Linked DNA regions of Homo sapiens: region 1 is linked to region 2. Evidence: chromatin contacts called from ENCODE POLR2A ChIA-PET data. All regions are on one chromosome and are shown on one strand. Each heading gives the region's core, a stretch centred on a gene start or an enhancer-like site at or near the end of the contact. The rest is flanking DNA. Distances are from core to core; before and after follow the strand shown. Region 1 overlaps IL1RAP (interleukin 1 receptor accessory protein). Region 2 has its middle 23 kb from the start of MAGEF1.

Evidence for each region. ChIA-PET counts read pairs that join two places held with the same protein, here RNA polymerase II (POLR2A).
Region 1: POLR2A ChIA-PET joins it to region 2 with 13 read pairs in activated T-cell. The contact joins two enhancer-like sites. POLR2A ChIA-PET finds 5 or more read pairs at or near these places in 2 of 52 experiments (BJ and activated T-cell).

Annotation. Positions count from the first base shown.
Region 1 is chr3:190,525,916-190,529,318 of GRCh38, reverse strand. The region is part of intron 1 of IL1RAP (interleukin 1 receptor accessory protein); the gene reads right to left. Among named protein-coding and RNA genes, the nearest start is that of IL1RAP, 14 kb to the right of the region's middle. Within about 2 kb of position 1,803, at least 2 of the 41 ENCODE cell types and tissues checked have a DNase peak (open chromatin) inside an H3K27ac peak, as active enhancers do.
Region 2 is chr3:184,687,164-184,690,583 of GRCh38, reverse strand. No RefSeq gene overlaps it. Among named protein-coding and RNA genes, the nearest start is that of MAGEF1, 23 kb to the left of the region's middle. RefSeq lists enhancers at 1-127, 128-628. Within about 2 kb of position 1,908, at least 17 of the 41 ENCODE cell types and tissues checked have a DNase peak (open chromatin) inside an H3K27ac peak, as active enhancers do.

The DNA.
Region 1 (3,403 bases), core at 554-3,053, 5.8 Mb before region 2:
GATCCACCTGCCTCGGCCCTCCCAAAGTGCGGGGATTACAGGCTGAGCCACTGCGCCTGGCTGCCCACTGCTCTTTCAATTCCTGCCAGATCTTCCCTTTAAACTCCTCCGTCTGAAGCCAGGCAGATGTGAAATTCCGTGGCTAAGAGCACCAATCTCTTCTGCAGAACACCTATATCATCAAACTAGAGACTCAGGGGCTCCAATCTGTCCTTTTCCACGTCACATCCAGATTTCATTTCTGACTGTCTGCCTGCCACAGGCAGAGGCAACAGCCCTCAACAGACTTCCTAACCAGTGCCTTCTCAGGATTTCTTAACTGTTCTCTCATCTCCCAAATATCCTGCCCTAGGCCTTCAGTTGCCCAGTCTCTCCCACAATTGTAGCTCTCTCTGATAAATCGCACAATCCATATCATTCACTCACCCCGGTCAGACCATAATTCATTTACCACTTCTCCTTACCAATCTCTCTCTGTCCAACCTGTCCATCACTTCAAGACTCACTTTAAATACAACTTCCTTATAAAGCCCTTCCTGAGTTACACAATTGTCTTTCCTCTGAAATACAAAAATGTTTTATTACCTTATATATCTTTTCAAAGTACATTATGTATTCTCATGCTATTTGAAATACTGTATAAATTGTATTATAAACCCCTGTGTATGTTTTATCTTTCAGTTGTGTTTGTGTATTTGCTTTTTTAATTCTCTATATCTCACCAGTGTCTTGCCTACAGAAGTTTCTCAGAAAATGCTTATTGTCCAAAAGAGTAAATGAATTATCCCTACCAAGCCTCCCTTTTTATTAACGCAGGCAACTGAAACCCAGTGTTACTATGTGTGGTATCACCTTATATGAAGACTGTTTCTATAGCAGCCATAACTTTTAACTTCCTTACCTTGGAAAAGAGTCTCTCTAGTCCACATTCAAAGCTATGTATTCTTATTATATGCCCGGTCCAACAAATTCATTACCCAGCTTCCTAGTCTGCAGTAAAGTAGAAACTGTTAATTGTATGGGGAATGGAGAGCCAGACATGCCAAAAGCAATGAGAATTAGCAGACAATAAGAGAGAGAAAGGCCAGCAAATTTATGAAAATCAGACTACACAAATTTAACAGTATATCAGTCTGGGACCATTTAGTATACAAGTAAATGATCTCACCTCAATAAATTCCAAAGGAATTACAGTCCACTCCAATTAGCTGTGCTGCATAACTAAGATTAAGTAATGCTCCATATTTTAGAATAATCTCCTTCTGAAATTATTCTTAAAGCAAACATTTAAGAAGAAAGGTATATATTGAAACTTGCCATTTAAAAAAATCCTGCAGCAGTTCCCATTCTCAGAGAGAGAAAGATGAAAAAGGAAATGCATTTATTTTCTTATGTATTCATTCAGCAAATATATAGTGAGTGCCAATTATGAATCAGGCACCATTCTCGTGTGTGTGTGTGTGTGTGTGTGTGTGTGTGTGTGTGTGTGTGTAGACCTTTCCTTAAAATAATTTATCAAATAGTGTCAGGAATATCGAAACATCTGAACTTTACTTGGAAAATGTAGAAGGATAAAAGTTACACCTTTTAAACATCCCATAACAAGACCAAAAGCAAAAAAAAAAAAAAAAAAATGTAAACAAGCACCATATTGGTTCCCTACAAAGAAGCAAACAAATGTAATCCACAAAATAGAACTCAGCTCATTGGTACCAGCTTCTTCCAGGTCAAAGTAAACTGTCAACTGGAATGAAACTTCCTGCCTTCCACATGCAACCTTTGCCTCATTTCTCTGCCAAATGTGTCTTCACTGCAGGGGAGGTCCCTGGAGACTCCAGAGGTGTTGCAACGCTGCAAAATTTGCTTTCAAAGAAAAATGTGGCAAAACACAAGAAATATTTGATTTTATCACCACAGCCCTGCAAAACACACGTAGAGGCAAGCATGTCAAGCATGTCACTTTTTATTTTTATTTTTTAGTTGTAAATTTGGTTTACGACTAAAATTTGTACATGGCTGCAGTAAGGATTGAATGAGATAATGAAACTAAGACATTCAGCACAGCTCCTGGTACACAAGAGGCACAGGATCAATATTAGGTCCTAAACCTCCAGCAAGTTCTGTAAATTAACCTCATTAAGTGTTATCTGGGGCAAAACTTTAGTCTTCTGCTGTTTTTTCCTTGTCACCCAAAATGCTCTGGGATCATCGCTGGAATACAAAGTAACTTTCCAGCAAGGTAGATCCAGGCTAGGGAGATAGACAGGCAAGGTTGGAAGTGCTGCCTTTAGCTATGTCAGATGTATGGAGGAAAAAAGCGTGGTCACACAGCACCTTTTGCTCTCATGCTGTTCTCCAGAACTGGCCTTCCTTCCTATAAGAGGGCCTTTCAGAATCCACACTGCATGCCCTGCTGAGGGCAGGATGCCAGGATGAGCCCTGGAACAAAATTAACATCACTGATTATATGATTGAATCTTTGGCTTTGATTTTTAAAAGAAAGTTAATAAAACAAGCACAACTAAAAAACTGCCTGGTACATAATTGTAATCATGTTTGAGGAGGTTATTTTAGTTCAAAAAATAATAAAAACAGTTCAGATAGACTCAGCTCTAATTATGTTCCAGGAACTGTGCTAAGTGCTTTACATGCACACTTCATGTAATCCTCACAATGGCCCTACATTTGTGCCAACAACATAGATGAAGAAAGAGGTTTAGAGATGTTAGTAATTTTACCATATCACAGAGGTAGTGAGTACCTTCTGCTACCTAGGTTGCCTCAGTCTAAAACCCACGTTTTTATCACTATTTGCTAATGAAATGATACAACTTGAAAGAATAGGTCACAGATTAATTCACTGATTCAATACGCTTATTGAACTATTCCTTCATATAAGGCACCACAAAGTAAGTGGGACAAATAGAGGTGAATAAATGTGCAGGTTTACTTTTTACAATCAAAGAGCAGAATAGTATAATGATTAAGCTTGCTCAATTTCCAATATTGACACTACCACTGATCAACTCTGTGATTCCGGGTCTCAGTTTTGTCTTGTGTAAAATGGTGATTATAACTTCACCTGCCACATACGGTTATTCCGAGACTTCAAAAAGAAATTATTTATAGAAAATTTGAAATGGAGTCTGGCATATGTTATCAAGCTATTTTAAACTCATATTATGAAGAGGCATGTATGAGATTATATGTGCACGGGCCCAGTAAACACATCACGGAAGAGATGACCTGTAAGCTACTTCTTCAAGAGTTAGGTACCATTTAAATTTGTAGAGTCAGAAAGAAGAAATTGATCTTGTATGGAATTTAATTTGCCTTTCACATGCTTACTCTTCACTACGACAGATTTCAGAAACTGGTAGCTAAAGTTTCCTAAGGAAATAGC
Region 2 (3,420 bases), core at 659-3,158:
GGTAGCCAGGAAAAGGGCAGCACCCAGGTGACAGAGGGTGTCAAGGCGCTGTGAGGAATTGTGATACAGGTCAGGGCTGAGGAACCAAGCAGGGAGCACATGATCTGCGAAGCGAGGCAGCGCAGCACCAGAGTGTTAAGAGAGGCGGGAGGAGCTGCACCGTCGATGGGGCCAACATGAAGAGAGGCCTAGGCAAGTCCCCGGGTTGGCCCAGGAATAAAATCCACAGCTGCTGCGGGGCCCTCCTCTCACATCACCTTCCTTCACTGCTCCGGGAGGAGGAGGGGGCTTCTCCAGGCCTGGGCTCGAGCACAGAAAGCAAGTCAGTGGTATGTCACAGGATGTGGAGCTGAGGAACGGGGTTTTAAGATGTACTTATGAGCTCTGTGACCTTAGAGTACACACTTACCCTCTCTGTGCTCAAGAGAGCCAAAACCTGGGCCAGGTGCAGTGGCTCACACCTGTAATCCCAGCACTTTGGGAGGCCAAGGCAGGTGGATCACCTGAGGTCAGTAGTTTGAGACCAGCCTGGCCAACATGGTGAAACCCCGTCTCTACTAAAAATACAAAAAATTAGCCAGGCATTGTGGCGTGCACCTCTGATCCCAGCTACTCGGGAGGCTGAGGCGGGAGAATCGCTTGAACTTGGGAGGCAGAGGTTGCAGTGAGCCGAGATTGCGCCATCGCACTTCAGCCTGGGTGACAGAGTGAGACTCCGTCTCAAAATAAATAAACAAAGATAAATTTTTTTAAAAAGCCAAAACCTAGACAGGAGCAAAGCCGAAGGTGCTTTCCCTCCAAGCCCCTGCCTGTTACCTCCTCCACGAAGCCTGTTTCTCTGGCAAAGTGAGTGAGCGGCTCCCTTTCCAGCGCCCTGTAGTGCCCCGCATGTCTCCCACAGGCCTTCCAGGCAGTTGTGACCGCTTCATTCTGGCAGCAGGTAGCAGAAGCGCATGTCTGTTGCCCCATCAGGGCTGTGGGCATCTTAAAGGAACCCCAGCTGGTGCCTGACAGAGGGGCTGGTAAATGCTTGAGAAATGGAGGGACTAAATGAACAGAATTTTATTGGGGAGCTTCCTAAAGGTAGTGGTTGGATCTTTAAGGAGTTGATGTTTTTGGATCATACTTTTTCTTTAAAGAAATCAAAGCTCTTTCTCGTTCCCAATGCTTGGTCTTAGCCGTACCCGTTTCTAAATGTTAGAATTCTCTTAACAATGTTTATTTATTCATTCCACAAATGTTTCTTAAGCATATACTATGCGCCAGGCTAGAAAGCAAAATCTTAGAAGACATGGCCTCTGTCCTCAAAGATGTAACTATGAAGTGGCCAGAAATGGGTGCAGACAAGCACGTGGATAATTTTAAGCTATGACCCTCTGGAGGATTCTATAGGAACCCATGAAGGAGGCTCCACCAAATCCATCCAGGAGGGACCAAGGAAAGACAAGGCTGCCACGTGTGGCTGCACAGGTCGTGCACTGCACAAGCCAGGATACCTCTTGGAGTTGTGTGATGCGGCGGTCTAGTCCTTCCAGGCCAGGAGCAACTGAAGCGCTGTTGCTGCCCCCACCCCAATGCCCAACCCCATCCATCTATCTGGTCCCAGAGCATCTTTCCCCTCTGGCTCCTCTCCTCAATAAAAATTCCTTTGTCCGACCTTCCAGAGGTTTCTTTAGAAAAACTCTCCAGTAGTTCTTGCTGTCCCCTTTCTCCTGCCAGCTCTATAAAGCAAGCTGGCTCCTCTCAGAGATTTACGTTTTTGGGGAGTGTGAGTCACGGGGAAAGAACTCTTTCCACAGCTTTCTAACCTTTGATGTGACCTCCAATACCCTGTGGCTAATACAGAGTGATCTAAATCTCACAAAGCTCATACACACAAGAGCTGCACTGCATTGGGCCGTGAAAAAGGCCTCTGGCTAGCCAGCTCCTGCCACCAGCTGGAGGAATGTTCTCCATTCCCACCTACACCAACAGCCCTCCTCCAAGATCCTTCCACTCTCCTGGCAGCTCCTGCAGGGGCAGTGGCCCAGGGCCCCAGTGGCTGGGAGAGAAGGTTTGCTAAGCCCTCCCCCGACCCCATGTCCCACCAGTCCATAGCTGGACCCAGAACCTCAGCTCCTCCAATTCTGGCAAGAAAGGCCTCAGTTGTTGAGCAAGAGAGAGAAAGACTGGAGAAACAGACATCTAAAATACAGCCTCCTTGATGAGAAGAACAGCTGGGACCAGAAAGATGCTTGTGAATTATGGGTGACATGACTGTTGAGGTCATGCCTGATGTGGACACAGGCGGCTATGGGCCTGGCTCAAACTGAACTTTCTGGAGGTTTTCCTGCAAAGCAGAACGATGTAAGTGAAATCTACTTTTTCCATAAAAATGATGGCTTTTTGAAGACCAATCCATCAGCAACAAATTTAATGAGCTAGAAATGACATGCCTGCTCTCCACACACTATACCTCTTTCTCAAGCAGGATACAGAACAAGCAAGGCAAGGTGGTAACTAATGAGATAATATCAATGAAACGCCTCGCCCAGTGCCTGGCCTATAGTAGGCGATCAATAAATGCTCACTGTTACTATAATGTTTTATTTTACTATTTGAGCAATCCCTGAGAGAGGAACTGAGTAGTGCAGAGAGAGGGGCTATAAAGTTTCCAGGAACTAGTCTGAGGGCCTGCCTGCCCGCGCGCCCGGGGAGGGGCCCGGGAGACCTCCGGCTAGGGTTTCACATCAGGAAGTTGGCTGACTGCGCAGAACGACACTTGCGCGCTACTACTGCTCATGCTGAAAATAGCACCACCACACAACCGGCCACAAAGGCAGGGGGACAGGCAGTGGCAAAACCGAAGTCATGGCCGGCTTCAGGATACTCAGTCTGGGATGGATGCCCTTTCCTTCCTCCCTCCCCTCCTCCCCATTCCCCATAGCAATCTGGAAGTCAGAGGGACTCAAAGCATGTCTTTGTCACTGGGTTTGGGCCCCACAGGCTGTGGGGTCCTGGGCCACCACACCCTCCCAGGGCAGGGAAATGGAGCCTGGGCTGGCTGCCAGCAACCTTCTCCTGGTCTCCGCAAACCCGCCCCATCCATCCCTCCCGTTCTAGGAAGTAGGCCACATGGACATTTGACCCAGACTCAAGTCAGGAGAGGGAGTTCCTTTCCTGCCCCTCTGAACACTGCGGGGGTCTTGCACCCTGGAAAGCCTTTTCAGAGGTTTCTCTTCTCCCATGGCCGGGATGCATCAGAAGGGACACAACAGCAGGAACCTTGGTTCTCTTTCCCGAGGGTTGAGGCTGGGTTGTGGGAAGGACTAGGTCATATTCTGCTGGGCAGCCACCTAAGAGGCCCCAGATGTGGCACCAGCTAATCCTCCGTACTCTCAAAACACCACCTTTGACATTGAGGCATCTGCCTTCTCAGCC